Regions from separate parts of the Mus musculus genome. Here region 1 is linked to region 2. A link is a contact called in ENCODE POLR2A ChIA-PET data. All regions are on one chromosome and are shown on one strand. The core of a region is the stretch at or near the end of the contact, and the rest is flanking DNA. Distances in the headings are between cores, read along the strand shown. Region 1 holds the start of Sh3d21 (SH3 domain containing 21). Region 2 holds the start of Thrap3 (thyroid hormone receptor associated protein 3).

Region 1 (6,290 bases), core at 207-2,706, 39 kb after region 2:
TAAGGCCTTTCTGACCACCTCGTGTTCCCCTTTCTACACAGCCATGTATCCCGTGGAGTTGCTCCCAGCCTCCCCATGCACCCTGCTCTGTCTCATTTCTCCTGGGCTGGGCTTCCCATTCTCCACCAGCAGCTCCAGTGTCCCAACCTTTGTAGTCCTGCTGGTCTTCAGCAAGAGGAGTGGAAACTGGAGGGCAGTTTCTGGACGGTTTTCTAAGAAACTTCTGAATTCTATTATCTTTACAAATACAAGATGAGAAAATAATTTTTTCAATATTTTTTATTAATCTTTTTATAAAATGAAAAGAAACGCCTATGATTAAGGATGGTGGTTATGGCTGGGTGGTCTGTGGGGTTGTGTGTTTTTGGGTTTTTCCTTTTTTTTTTCTCTTTAACCTTACGTTTTGGGTTGAAACATTTTCAGATGTTGGGGGGCATCCTCATTAAAGGGTCCTTGTGCTTGCCTTCCGGGGCAGCGGTCCCCAGCAGGTGAACCGCTGCCTGCGCGCATCTGTTGGACGCCGACTGCACCCTCCTCCCTCCCCAGCCTTCGCTCTTGGGTTGTTGTGCATACTTCCCTTTACTTTGCTAATTTCAATAGTTATGTTGGTTTTACTTGAATGATTCATGTTTAGGGGAGAACAAAAAAACACCCTTAAATTTTTGTTTCAACTCCTCCTGCAAATAAAAACAATAAATGAAGTGGCAGATGTAAACGGACTGTGTTTGTTGCTTGTGTGAGTGACCCTGGGTTAATAGGTCCCATAGAATATACCATAGTTTTCGTCTCTGGGAAGAAGGACTTCTTGTTCTCAGTGGAGGCTGTGCATTCTGTGTTTTTGACTCCTCCAAGAACCAAACCTAGCTACCATGCCAGAAGTCAGGACTTTGGCTTCCTTGGTGCTGGGGCAGGGGTCAAGGCTGCAGTGAGCTGGCTCGGCCTTTATATGTTAACCCACAAGGAAGAGGTGAGCCTAGCCCAACTGGTAAACTGGGTGGACCCTAACCTTCAGACTCTTGCCAGCCCTTATTAAAAGTTGATTCTTGCTGCCTTTCCCCAAGGAGAATCTGCAGTAGTTATCAGAAATCCAACTAGGCCCCCAAGTGAGTCGAAGCTTCAGGGGGGGTTGAAGTTTGGAATATACCCGCCATAGCTTTTCAGAGACAGGAGCTAGTATCTCTATCTGGGGCCACTTTCCCAGGAATGGCCCCACCCTGGTATGTACCTCTTCCACCTTCCCCTGCAGCTAAGAACTTGCAAGCCAGAAGAGGGTGGGCCAGGAAATGTTATAAAAGACATAGAGTCTGGCCTAGGTTGGGAGACTTGGCTAAAGTAGAGCTCTTGGGGAAGCTGTTACCCCAGCCCTGGGCTGAGACCCTGGACTCCTCCTTCAAGAATTGGGGCCCAACCTGCTGAGCCAGGCCGCCCACTCCTACTACCTGGATCCTGACCTATGACTCGAGTCTCCGCCTCATCCACATCCAGTCTACCGCCTGGCGGCTTCGCCCGCCCTCCGAGCACCCAATGCCCAGCCTGACGGTCAGGCTGCGCAGGGAGCCCCAGAAGTCATGGGTATGTGTGTGGGGGTTCGGGGTGGGTTCTTCTAAACACTTTCCGAAGGGCAAAGTCCACGGACGTCCCCACAGCCTTTCTTAGCTCGCTTCCGCCCGTAGAGGTCCTGGTCCTGGCCAGATACCGAGCGCAGACGGAGGACGAGCTGAGTCTGGCTCCGGGGGACGTGATCCGGCAGGTGTGCGCGGGGCCCGCTCGGGGCTGGCTGCTTGGGGAGTTGCGGGGCCGCCGCGGTCGCTTCCCCAAGCGCCTGGTGCAGGTGAGGCCTGGTACGGGTATGGCTGCGCGGGGGAGCAGGAGCGGCCCTGGCCTCAGCCTCGGGCCTTGTGCCTAGTGCCGCCCCTATGTGATTTTCCCAGGAGATTCCGGAGGCCCTGCGGGGCGTCACCGAGTCCAGACCGCGCTTTCCGCGCCGTAGTCGCCGTGAGTCGGGCGCTGGGCCGGCGGGTGGGGCCTCACTGCCCGCGTGGAACATGACGGCTGTGGGTGGGGCACCCGCGGCTATTTTGCAGCCCCCTGATTGGCTTGAAGTACAATGCTCCGCTCGAGGGCGGGGCCTGAAGCTACTAAAGGGAGTTCTGGGGTCCAACTCTTCCCCAGTGCTGCAGACGGGGCTCCCTGCTCAGAGCTGCTTCCCTGCTTGTCTGGCCTAGGTCACCCCATCAACTCTCGGGACCCCCAAAGATGGTGCAGAGTGAACTTCAACTACAGCCCAGAGCAGGCAGACGAGCTGACGCTTCAAACTGGGGAGATTTTGGAAGTGATAAAGGAGGTGAGGGGTCCTGGGGGCACTTGGGGAGATGCTGCAGCTATTCACACAGAAGAAAGTGAAGTAAGGGTGGGGGCGATGGGAAGGGAGGCAGCTGGGGAGGATGTAGTCCTTGGGTAGAACCAAGGATGGACACCTCAGTTACTCTTGGACAGAACCAGATGCTCCCGCATCCTTCCCCTTCCCCAGATTGAGGACGGCTGGTGGCTGGGAGAGAAGAACGGGCAGTTGGGAGCCTTCCCATCCAACTTTGTGGAATTGCTGGACAGTGGGCCCCCAAGTGAGACCGTGACCCTGTGATCCCCTGGGACCAGACTCAGCAATCTTCAGCGATCTTCCCAGTGACCCTCCTGACCTCGTGACCCCTTTGGCCCCCTCCCTTGACCTAGCTAAATTAGCACCTCCCTAACACCATCGATTCTTCTTCTGCAGGCCTTGGAAATACAGACATACCGCCAATTACCCCAAATTCACAGAGGCCTCCTAAGGTAAATTGGGTCATGGTGGGCACAGCCAGCGAATTCTTTCCCCCCTGCCCCCAGAGCTGAGGATTGAACCCAGGGCCTTGGGCTTGCTAGGCAAGCGCTCTACCACTGAGCTAAATCTCCAACTCCCAGCGAATTCTTAAAATGGCTTGACACTTGTCTCATTCCCCCCTTTCTCTGCCCCCAATAGTTGAGCAACTTGACATATGACAGCCCTCCAGACTACCTGCGGACAGGTGAGCCCTCCCTCGGTACCAGATCTATGTGGGAGGTGAACTGGCTAGGTTGTTGGAGGGAGTCACTGGCTGCGGAGGGAAGGGCTACACACTAGAGTGACCTTCTTTTAGTCTCCTGCCCTGAGACCTGCAGGGTCCTATTTGACTACCAACCCGAGGCCCCAGATGAGCTGGCACTGCAGAAGGGGGACCTGGTGAAAGTTCTGAGAAAGGTATGAGAGGATTAGGAGTTACAGAAGAGTAAGGAGTGGGGCCCAGGCAAGAAGAACTTGAGCGATGCTCACCTCCCCCCACTGGCTTGTTTCCTAACCAGACAACTGAGGATAAGGGCTGGTGGGAAGGAGAATGCCAAGGCAGAAGAGGAGTTTTTCCTGACAACTTTGTCATCCCACCGCCCCCAGTGAGTATGGAGTCAGGTATGGGGAGGAGAAAGGAAAGGCAATTTAAAAAAAAAAAAAACCGGGAAACCGAGTATGGTGGTACATGCCTTTAGACCCAGCATTTGGGACACAGAGACCAGTGGATCCCTGAGTGTGAGGCCAGCCTGGTCTATAGAGCATGGATCCCTGAGTGTGAGGCCAGCCTGGTCTATAGAGCACGTTCAGGAGAACCAGAGTTACACAGCGAAGCCCTGTCTCAGAAGAGTAGGAAAAAGAAAAATCGGGGATCATGGATTTGCTAGGACACAAAATACTCTCAAAACATCTAGGGATAAGCGGAGGACATACGGCTCTGGGTTACAATGCTTCTTCAGACAGGGCCCTAGAGCCCATAAAAATGGCAAATGGGTGTGACAGCTCCTCTGTGTCTCAGGGCAAAACAGACCATAGCGGTGAGCTGTGTTTGATTGGGAGATTGATAGAAAGTGGGGTGTGGTGGCCTTTAATCCCAGCACTCGGGAGGCAGAGGCCGGTGAATATCTGAGTTCAAGATCAACCTGGTCTACAGTGAGTACCAGAACCACCAGGGCTACACAGAGAAACCATGTCATGAAAAACAAAGAAACAAACAAAAAAGAATTAGAAGAGGGATCAAAAAAGATTTCCTATATCAACCTCCTGTTGACACATGAGTATACCCATTTTACACACACACACACACACACACACACACACACACACCAAAACAACCGGGACTCCCAGCTAGAGGGTCACCCCTAAGATGAGACTGGACTTAGAATTGTTGGGACTTGTCCTTGGAGTCTAATATTTCTTTTTTGTGTAGATCAGGAAGCTGATCCCTCGGAAAATTATTTCTCGGGAATCAGGTGGGTGCCTGGGAGCATGGGGTGGAGGGGCTGTTCTATGGGCGATCCATCGTTTCTAGTTGAACATAAACACTTGTAGTCCCCCAGTGGTCCAGTACACCATAGGACCTTCCTCCTCTGGGGGAGGGAAGGGTCAAGGCAAAGGCCCTTGTAAGAACTGTGTGAGTCCTGTGTGAGTCAGATCAAGTTCATATGCCGTAGGGCTCTTGGGATTGTGACTGTCACAGAGTCCTGGGGGTATGCCTGGTGGTGGTAGTGGTGACGTTAATGATCAAACCCAGAGCTTTGCACAAAGAAGGCAATTGCTCTACCACTGAGCCATACTGTAGCTCTAGATTTAAACTTTGAAGTCCCTAAGGATAAATTCTGGGGTGAAGAGATGGCTAGGTGAGGAAGCCGCTTGCTGTTGTTAGATTAAAGGCAGCTGTAGAAAGACGGAAGGTAGAGAGAAAGAGATTATGCAGGACCACATATTTCATCATTTATTTTTAGTTTTATGTGCATTGGTGGTTTTGACTATATGTGCGTCTGTATAAGGGTGTTGGGACCCCTGGAACAGGGTTTACAGACAGTTGTAAGCTGCCATGTAGGTACTAGGAATTGAACCCAGGTCCTCTGGATCTGTGCTCTTAACCAATGAGCCATTTCTCCAGCCCCCAGGACCATGTTTATCCACAGCAAGGGTCTTTGTCGGAGGGGGTAGTCTGGGTCCACTGAAGAGGGACGTCCTCTGGTCTCATAGCAGCAGGAGAATCTTAGCTTGCTCATCAGCTTTGACGAATTGGGCAACTGCCAGCCTGTATTTCTGAAGAGACTTGGAAAATGATTCTCAGGGAGCCAGAAGCAGCGCGGTTGGTTACAGAGTGGGACTGAGAGATTTTCTGACACTGTTGAGGAAGGGAGGAGCTGAGGTGGGAGAGACAGAGCAATTCTTAGAGAGGAAGTGGGCATGGAATAGATTCAGAGTGATGGGGTGGCGGGGGGGGGGGTGCGGGGCAGGTCCCATCGCCAGGACTGCTGCACCCAAATGGGCTCTCACGGGTAGCAGAGAGCTTCCCAGCATCAGAGGAAGGGAACAGGAGGAAAATGGAAAGACCTGTATCTGGCCTGAGGGGGAAGGGATGAAGGTCCCTTTCAGCCAGTTTCTGTACAGATTTTTAGATGCTGTATATTTTTTGCAGCTGTGTTGGGAACAAATGGAGCTGTTGCAGAGAGCTCTTTGGGGAGTTCACATAGAAGTTTGGGCATAGGGTAAAAGCCAGTGAGTAAAAAAACCTTTAAAAGATAGGGTAGGGCTGGTGATATGGCTCAGTGGTTAAGAGCGCTGACTGCTCTTCTGAGGGTCCTGAGTTCAAATCCCAGAAACCACATGGAGGCTCACAACCATCCATAATGAAATCTGATGCCCTCTTCTGGAGTGTCTGAAGACAGCTACAGTGTACTTACATATAATAAATAAATAAATAAATAAATAAATAAATCTTTAAAAAGATAGGGTAAAGCCCGGGATGAGAATAACGAGGAATTCAAAGGGAGAGGTGAAGGAGGGGAGAAATCAGGAGGAGGAGGCTTGTGGTTGGATTTGTCCTGGTCCCTGTCTCTGGGCTCCATCTTATACCAGTTAGGGTTTGCTGGTGCGGGAGGAGGGCCCAGATGTCGCACTGTAGCAGCCAGGGAGCTGAGGCTGAGTGGAACACCCTCTGAGGCTCTTTGCAGACATGTTGCTCTGTTAACTGATGTCTACAAGGCTGTCCAGCTGTTTCAGTTCTAGGCCCCAAAACAATGCCCAGCCCCCTTTTAGAGGTCACTCAAATGGCATGTGAGAGTTTGGGAGTCGGCCTCCGTTACTGCTTCAAGGCTGACCGAAGGGTGAGCAGCAGTTAGATTGTCTCAGAAGAGGATTCATCTAAGGGGTCATGGTAAAGGGGTTGGCAAAGATCTAGAACACAGGGGGTAATAAC
Region 2 (6,446 bases), core at 1,563-4,062:
TTTAAAAGGAGTGATAAATTGTTCTCTGAGATGAGCTCAAAGTCTAGTAAAGGATGCTCAGGGCCGGGTATGGTAAGAACTTGTGAGGTAGAGGCAGGTGGATAGCTAAGTCTGAGGCCAGCCTGGGCTACAGAGTGAGTTCCAGGACACCAGGGCTACCTGAGAAACCCTGTCTTGAAAAACCCAAACTATTCAACCAACCAACCAAACAACCAAGCAAACAAAAAACAATCAGTCAACCAACCATAGGATGGAGACACACACATCACATCAAATTAATTAGAAAGTGCTCTAGAGAAGGGAAGGAAAATTTAGTTATAGACAGGCTAAGCTTGACACTCCTGTGGGAAGTCAGGAAGCATGGTAGCTCCCAGACATTTAGAAATGAGAGTTAAGCAGCTAATCACATCAATGGATGTAAAGGCGCTGTGAACACAGGGGATCAGTGGAGGAGAGTAGGGGACTTGACGAGACTGGATGAGAAGAGAGGGTGAGGACCAGACCCCTGCGACAGTTTCTGGGCCAGTGAAGAGGCAGATGGTACTCGTCTAGCTTATCAGTGTGTTTGCAGTATTTTGCACTAGGCATGGCATGTAGTAGACATCCAGAAAACCTGCAAACTGAAGTTTAAATCGAAACCGAACGTCTCAAGAGGAATTACAGAGTATGCAGCTCACAGGAAATGCTTCACAAGTGGGGAAGTATGAATTACGTAGAATACTACTGAGGCCAGAGAGCTTACAGATTGAGTTGAGCTTGGCGACTTTTCTCTCGTGAGAAAAGTTTACCGATCGATGTGTGTTTTGTCTGCTTTGGCCTGGTATGTGGAGAAATTCATCAACACTCATCATCCCTGCTGGGGCTGCTCTGGTGCTGCTGTTGGTGTTGGTATGCATGACAAAAGCTGATGCACATGAGAACTGGCTCGTCTTGGGACAACCAGATCTTGGGGTACAGAATTTAGCATTTAATACCAAACCAGACCGACCCTAACATCTGTTCTCAAAGAGCTCACAGTCTGCTGGTGACAAAACAGGTGCTTTAGTAATTATAGGTGTAGTCCCTGGGCAGCACACCTAAGGAACTGTCTAAATGGCGGCAACTGCTTTCCCACCTCAGCCATCACGAAGTACCACCACAGCTGGGGCATCAAGTCTCCAGTGTCCGTCAGGTCAAAGCCGCCTGCAGCTGGGAAGGTCTTCCTGTTCTAATCCATGGGCTCAATACAGGAAAGAGGGTGGGGGAAAGCCACCAATCCCTGAGCTCCCCAAGTTCAGGACTTGAGATCCCACCAATCCTTACTCCGGAAATCTCTGCATGCCCTGAAAAGCCCCGCCTCCGAATAAATCCTATATATATAACCCCTGTCCTTCGTTCACTTGCCAGGAGCAGAAACAGCCACTACTCTTCGAGTCTTTGTTCTGTACCCCAAACCCTCCCAATAAATCTGCTTTATGAGATTTGCTGCCTGGTATGGCTTTCTCATTGGAAGAAGCTAAGAAGAAAAGAAGCCATGAAGAGAAGAAGAGAAGAAAGATCAGGGCTGAGGCTCCCGAGCTGCAATGCCTCTGCTGAAGAGGCTTCCTCTCAGAGCGTAGCGGTTCCTGGGCCTTCCGAATCCCTGGATACCCTTCCTTCCATCTGAACAGGAACAGTTTCAATAGCTACAGCAGTACAGTAGCTCGTAAATGCATGACAGAAAAGGTGACGTTTGAACGCTTACATGTGCAGGATTCACTAAGGCAAGCAAGTGCAGAGAAAACCAAACTGCTCTAAAAAACCTTAGTGACCATGTGAGAAACAGCCTCGTAGTGACTTAACATCTGTAAGCTCAGCAGTCATGAATGAGGCTGAGACGAAAAGGCTGCCTTGAGTTTAGGGGACGGCCTGTGCTACCCGGTGATTTCCAGGACAGCTTGGCATACAACGGGAGATTCTGTTCTAAAAATTAAAGTTAACAAAAAACAAAAAAAAACAAAAAACAAAAACCAAGGAGAAAACACAAATCCCAGGGTTTCACTTTCCAGGACATTTGTGGTTCCACAGGTACTAATATACTTCCTGGGCCCATGTTCTTAAAAAACTTCTCTGGGCCAAGTTTGAGGCCAGCCTGCTCTACCTAGAGTATTTCAGTATACCGAGAACCCTGTCTAGAATCCCCGCTCCCCATGAAAAAAATCCCCAAACTAAAAACCTCTTTGGGCTCTTATTGCCATTAAATGGGACAGGAGGTGGCTGTAGGAGAGACCGAGATCCAACGGACTTCTGGGTCCCCTGAGATCACACTATCAAAACAACTCTTCTCCATTTTGCGTTGCGTTTTCTGGGTTCCGGGTGATCAAGTGCCTTCCTTTGTCGGGGACCTCCCAACAACTCTGTGAGGTACAAATTATGAGCCTCACTTTATACAACGATCTGTTCAAGGTCAGAAAGCAGGGGAAGGGTAAGGCACAGAACGAATGCCAAGAGGCCTGATGGCCACCAAACTAGAGACTTTCCGGGGACGTAAGCAGAAGACGAGTGGGTGGGGCTCGGGCCCTCCCTCAGTCCCCCGGAGAGGCCTCTCCAAAATGGTGGGGGCAGTGGCGTCAGCAACGCCCGGGCCCCTTCCGTCCACCTCCCTCCCTCTTCCTCAGGCCACCCAGGCGGGAGCGGGGGGAGGGGGGAACGGAGGCGCAACGCAGTCGCCCACGTGACCGCCGATCTTCGGGCGCGTGACGCAAAGCGGCGGGCCCAACGCTCGCTCTGCCTTGTGGGAAATAGAGTTCGAGAGGACGTCCGGTGAGTCAGGAGAGAGAAACCTAGGACTACATTTCCCAGGAGGTAGCGGAGCGAGGCGGTAGCCGCCGTCGTCGGAGAGCGGGGACGCGGGGCGCGCTAGCGGGCGGGGGCGAGCTTCGGGCCGGTTGTGCCGTTGCGAGATTGCAGCTGTAGTCGCTCCGGCCGGTCAAGGTGAGTGGACGCAGTTGATGGGAGTGAGGACAGCTCAGCTAATCTCTGTGTGTTGGGGTTTTCCTCTTTTCTGGGCGCCGGCTGGGCCCCGGCGAGGGTTAGGCCTAGCGTGCGGCGGCTTCCTCCACGCTCGGCCCGGGCCTGCTCCGAGCGGGCCCTGCTCCATCGGCTCCTCCCCCTCCCCGCCCTTCTCCGCTTCCCTCCGCTCCGGCCTAGTTCTCCGGGCTCCGGCCGCCTTCTCTCTGAAACAGCTTGCACACTTCTGTGCACTGTGCGGGAACGACGGCTTCCACCAACTCCATCTCCCCCCCGCCCCCCAAATCCTGTTTTACGAACCTCGTTATTTGAATTTTTTTTTTCCGGGAACTCTTGCACGCCCTTCCCCCACCAGTCTCCATTGGCCTGGTTCTGTCTTCTAGGGCCCATGTGGCTGCTAGCACACTAAATGTTAGTACTTCTTCTGTGTTTGTTTTTTTTTTAAACTTGTTTGTTCTTTTGTTTTGTTTTCTTCCTCTCTTGGCCAAAAGAGGCCTATTCCAAGTTTATTTCCTATCGGAAAAATAGTTCCCACTTTCTTCCTTTGGTTGCAAGTGAGGCCGACTTGCGTTCCTTCGGTGATTGGCGTGTGCCCTGCTGGTGAGAAGCAGTTGTGTCCCACACTTAAACAACTTTTCTCTTATTTTCTTTGCTCTTGTGATTCTTAATGGGTGGAGCGTGGCGGCGGTAGTTGGCGGCAACATTGGTGGCCCAGAAGTTGGAAGCCATCGGTGAGAGTCCTATGTTAACGAGGAGCTTGCTAATTGGATAGAAACAATATGGCAAGGACGTTATAGGACAGAGCCAAGAAAGACGGCTTTATCAGCTTTTGCGTTTAAATTTCAGTTTTTACTTTAACGTACTTAAGTTTTTTTGTTTTTTTTTTTCTTTTTCTAAAATGGCAGTGCACAACCCTGGCTACCTTTAGTGTAAATATTCAACGAAATTCACTGACGGTTAACCCCTTGTTACCGGGTATGGGAGTTTTCGATTGTGGGTCCTAAGTCGAAAGGCATGTATCCAACTGTCTTTTTTCAGATCTTTCCTAGTTTTGTTTGTGGAAATACTGTCCGTGTGTAGTCAATCCTATTATTTAGACAGCTTAGGTGTATATATTATTCTGTATAAATGTTAAAGACGGCTGGTGCCTTGAAACTTGTGGAGAAAAGTTGGTCTTTGTAGTTTTTAGTTAATTTGCAGATGTGTATCTTGAATTAATATTAGTACTTAGTGAATCAAAAAGTAATGCAGCGAGCTTGCTTTGGCAGCACACATACTAAAATTGGAACGATACAGAGAAGATTAGCAATGGCCCCTGCGCAAATGCAGCTATTTTGGCATGATTGCTTTTTTTTTTTTTTTTTTTTTTAATTTTTGTTTTGCCTAAGACAAGGTCCAGGCTGGCCTCTGAACTCTGTATGTAGCTGATACTGGCCTTGAACTCTTGAGCCTCCTACCTCTACCTTAGAGCGGCTTTTGCCCCTACACCCAACTTGTTTTTGTGTGTGTTGTTTTGTTTTTTGAAGACAGGGTCTTACTGTGTATCTCTGGTTGACCCAAGATTCCAGCCTCCCACTGCCTCGCAAAGGTGAGCCCACCACTCTGGTTTGATTACATTTTGTAAAAAGAACTGGTTGAAGGTTACTACATGTCTGGATGGCTGGGTGTGGTGGTTCTTGTCTTTAATCATAACACTCCGAGGCAATGGTAGGCAGGTTTCTGAGTTCCAGGCCAGCTAGAACTACATAGTGAGAACTTGTCTCAGGAGTGGGGTGGTGGGAGGAGGGGAGAGAGAGAGGCACAGACAGATACAGAGACAGAGAGACACACACAGAACACACTTAATACAAATATCATTTGTTTTTCAGTTCTTTTAGTACCCATGTAGGATCTCTAGTTTTAGAGATTGATTTAGTCTCTAGGTAGGGCCTCTCCTGCCTCTGTCTCTTGAGTGTTGGTGATTGCTGAGGTGAACAGTCACACTTAGTAGGATTGGTATTTTAGTCTGCAGACTAAATACAGCCCTGTTAGAAAGGGGTGCTAGTAATTGTTAGTGCTCCAGTATGCAGCATGTATCTTTGCTACCAAGTGTGGTTACTTTGGAGTTTGGATTGTTTAGTGAGATTATGGGTCACATTCTTGGGGTGTAGTTCAGTGATAGAGAGCTTTTTAGAATACTGGTTTTCCTTAGTGCAAAAGTAAGAAAGAAAAACTATGGTGAGCTGGGCCAGATAGACCTGTGTGCTCTACCCAGGACTTGAGAGACAGAAACAGGTGGATCTCTGAGTTCAAGGTCAGCCTGGTCTAGGCAGCTGGGCCTGTGTAAAGATCCTCCCTTCAAAAATCCAAAACTATAGAAAATGAAAAGTGACCTGCTTTGTATTGGTTATTTTTTGGAAAAAACTCTTGGAGTGTGTCCAAGATTTGCACAGAAGAGGTATTAGGCTGCCTGAGGAGCACAAACTTAAGTTTATTTTAGTCGTCTCCCTCTCCCCCCTTGAGACAGGATCTCTGAGACTAGTCTGTCCTAATGCTATCTCCAAGACATCAGTCACCATGCTTTTATATAGTTTATATTGGACAGATTTTTAAAATGCTACCTTGCTTCTTTGGAGAATTATGAGATCCTGAATTGAAGGAAATGTAATTATGCTATCGGTCAAATACTAGATTTTGGTGGATTGCTTCATACTTATCAGGGTCAGTGAACTGACTGATGTGACTGTGAGTGGGTGAATGGTTCAGTAGTGCCTGGTAGCCTACGTATTCCCAGCATGTGTTGAGGCCCGTGAATACAGTGCAGGAAGCCAAGGCCAGTACGATTACCAGTTGAAGTACTGCCTGGCAGCTGATATGTACACCACGTTGCCCTCTGCCTCTTCTTCCTGAGTGCTTGGGCTAGAGAGTGTTACCATACCTAGCCAGAGTTCTTTTGGAGGAAAGTGAGGAACCCGTTTTGTGGGGTATTAGAGAGAGAATACTCAGGTGGAAGGAATAGTAGGTGTTCAGACAGGAATGGATAGATTTCCTTCTTTTTTTTTTTTTTTTTGGTTTTTCTAGACAGGGTTTCTCTGTATAGCCCTGGTTGTCCTGGAACTCACTTTGTAGACCAGGCTGGCCAGAAATCCACCTGCCTCTGCCTCCTGAGTGCTGGGATTAAAGGCGTGCACCACCACTGCCCGGCTAGATTTGGTCGTTCACTTTTTCTTTTTTTAAAGAAAGCCAAGTATGGCGGACAGGTATAAGAGGGTACAGTAGGTTAGTGAAGGGTTTTTTTCACTAGTACAGGTGAAGAGAGGAAAGATTTGTGACTTAGGTTGTGGGAAGTGATTCATATATTAGATCACTCTTGGTGTAATGAAACACTATAGGGGGTAATGAAGAGGCTGGAGATAGCACTTGCCTGGTGTAGAATAATGGATAGAGGTATAAGTTAGACTTGTAGCATAGACTTCAGG

What was found. ChIA-PET counts read pairs that join two places held with the same protein, here RNA polymerase II (POLR2A).
Region 1: POLR2A ChIA-PET joins it to region 2 with 27 read pairs in embryonic stem cell. The contact joins the promoter of Sh3d21 here to the promoter of Thrap3 in region 2. POLR2A ChIA-PET finds 5 or more read pairs at or near these places in 4 of 5 experiments (Patski and embryonic stem cell).

Annotation. Positions count from the first base shown.
Region 1 is chr4:126,158,507-126,164,796 of GRCm38, reverse strand. Sh3d21 (SH3 domain containing 21) reads left to right here and starts at 1,456. Exons shown (of 16, transcript NM_001162533.1): 1 at 1,456-1,572; 2 at 1,674-1,831; 3 at 1,932-1,995; 4 at 2,226-2,344; 5 at 2,531-2,621; 6 at 2,774-2,829; 7 at 3,017-3,062; 8 at 3,174-3,274; 9 at 3,376-3,462; 10 at 4,287-4,329. The coding sequence starts at 1,569. It overlaps Thrap3 (thyroid hormone receptor associated protein 3), which reads left to right. Exons shown (of 12, transcript NM_001356455.1): 12 at 1-715.
Region 2 is chr4:126,199,076-126,205,521 of GRCm38, reverse strand. Thrap3 (thyroid hormone receptor associated protein 3) reads left to right here and starts at 2,812. Exons shown (of 12, transcript NM_001356455.1): 1 at 2,812-2,952. It overlaps Gm25323 (a small nuclear RNA gene), which reads left to right and starts at 4,245; the gene lies at 4,245-4,347.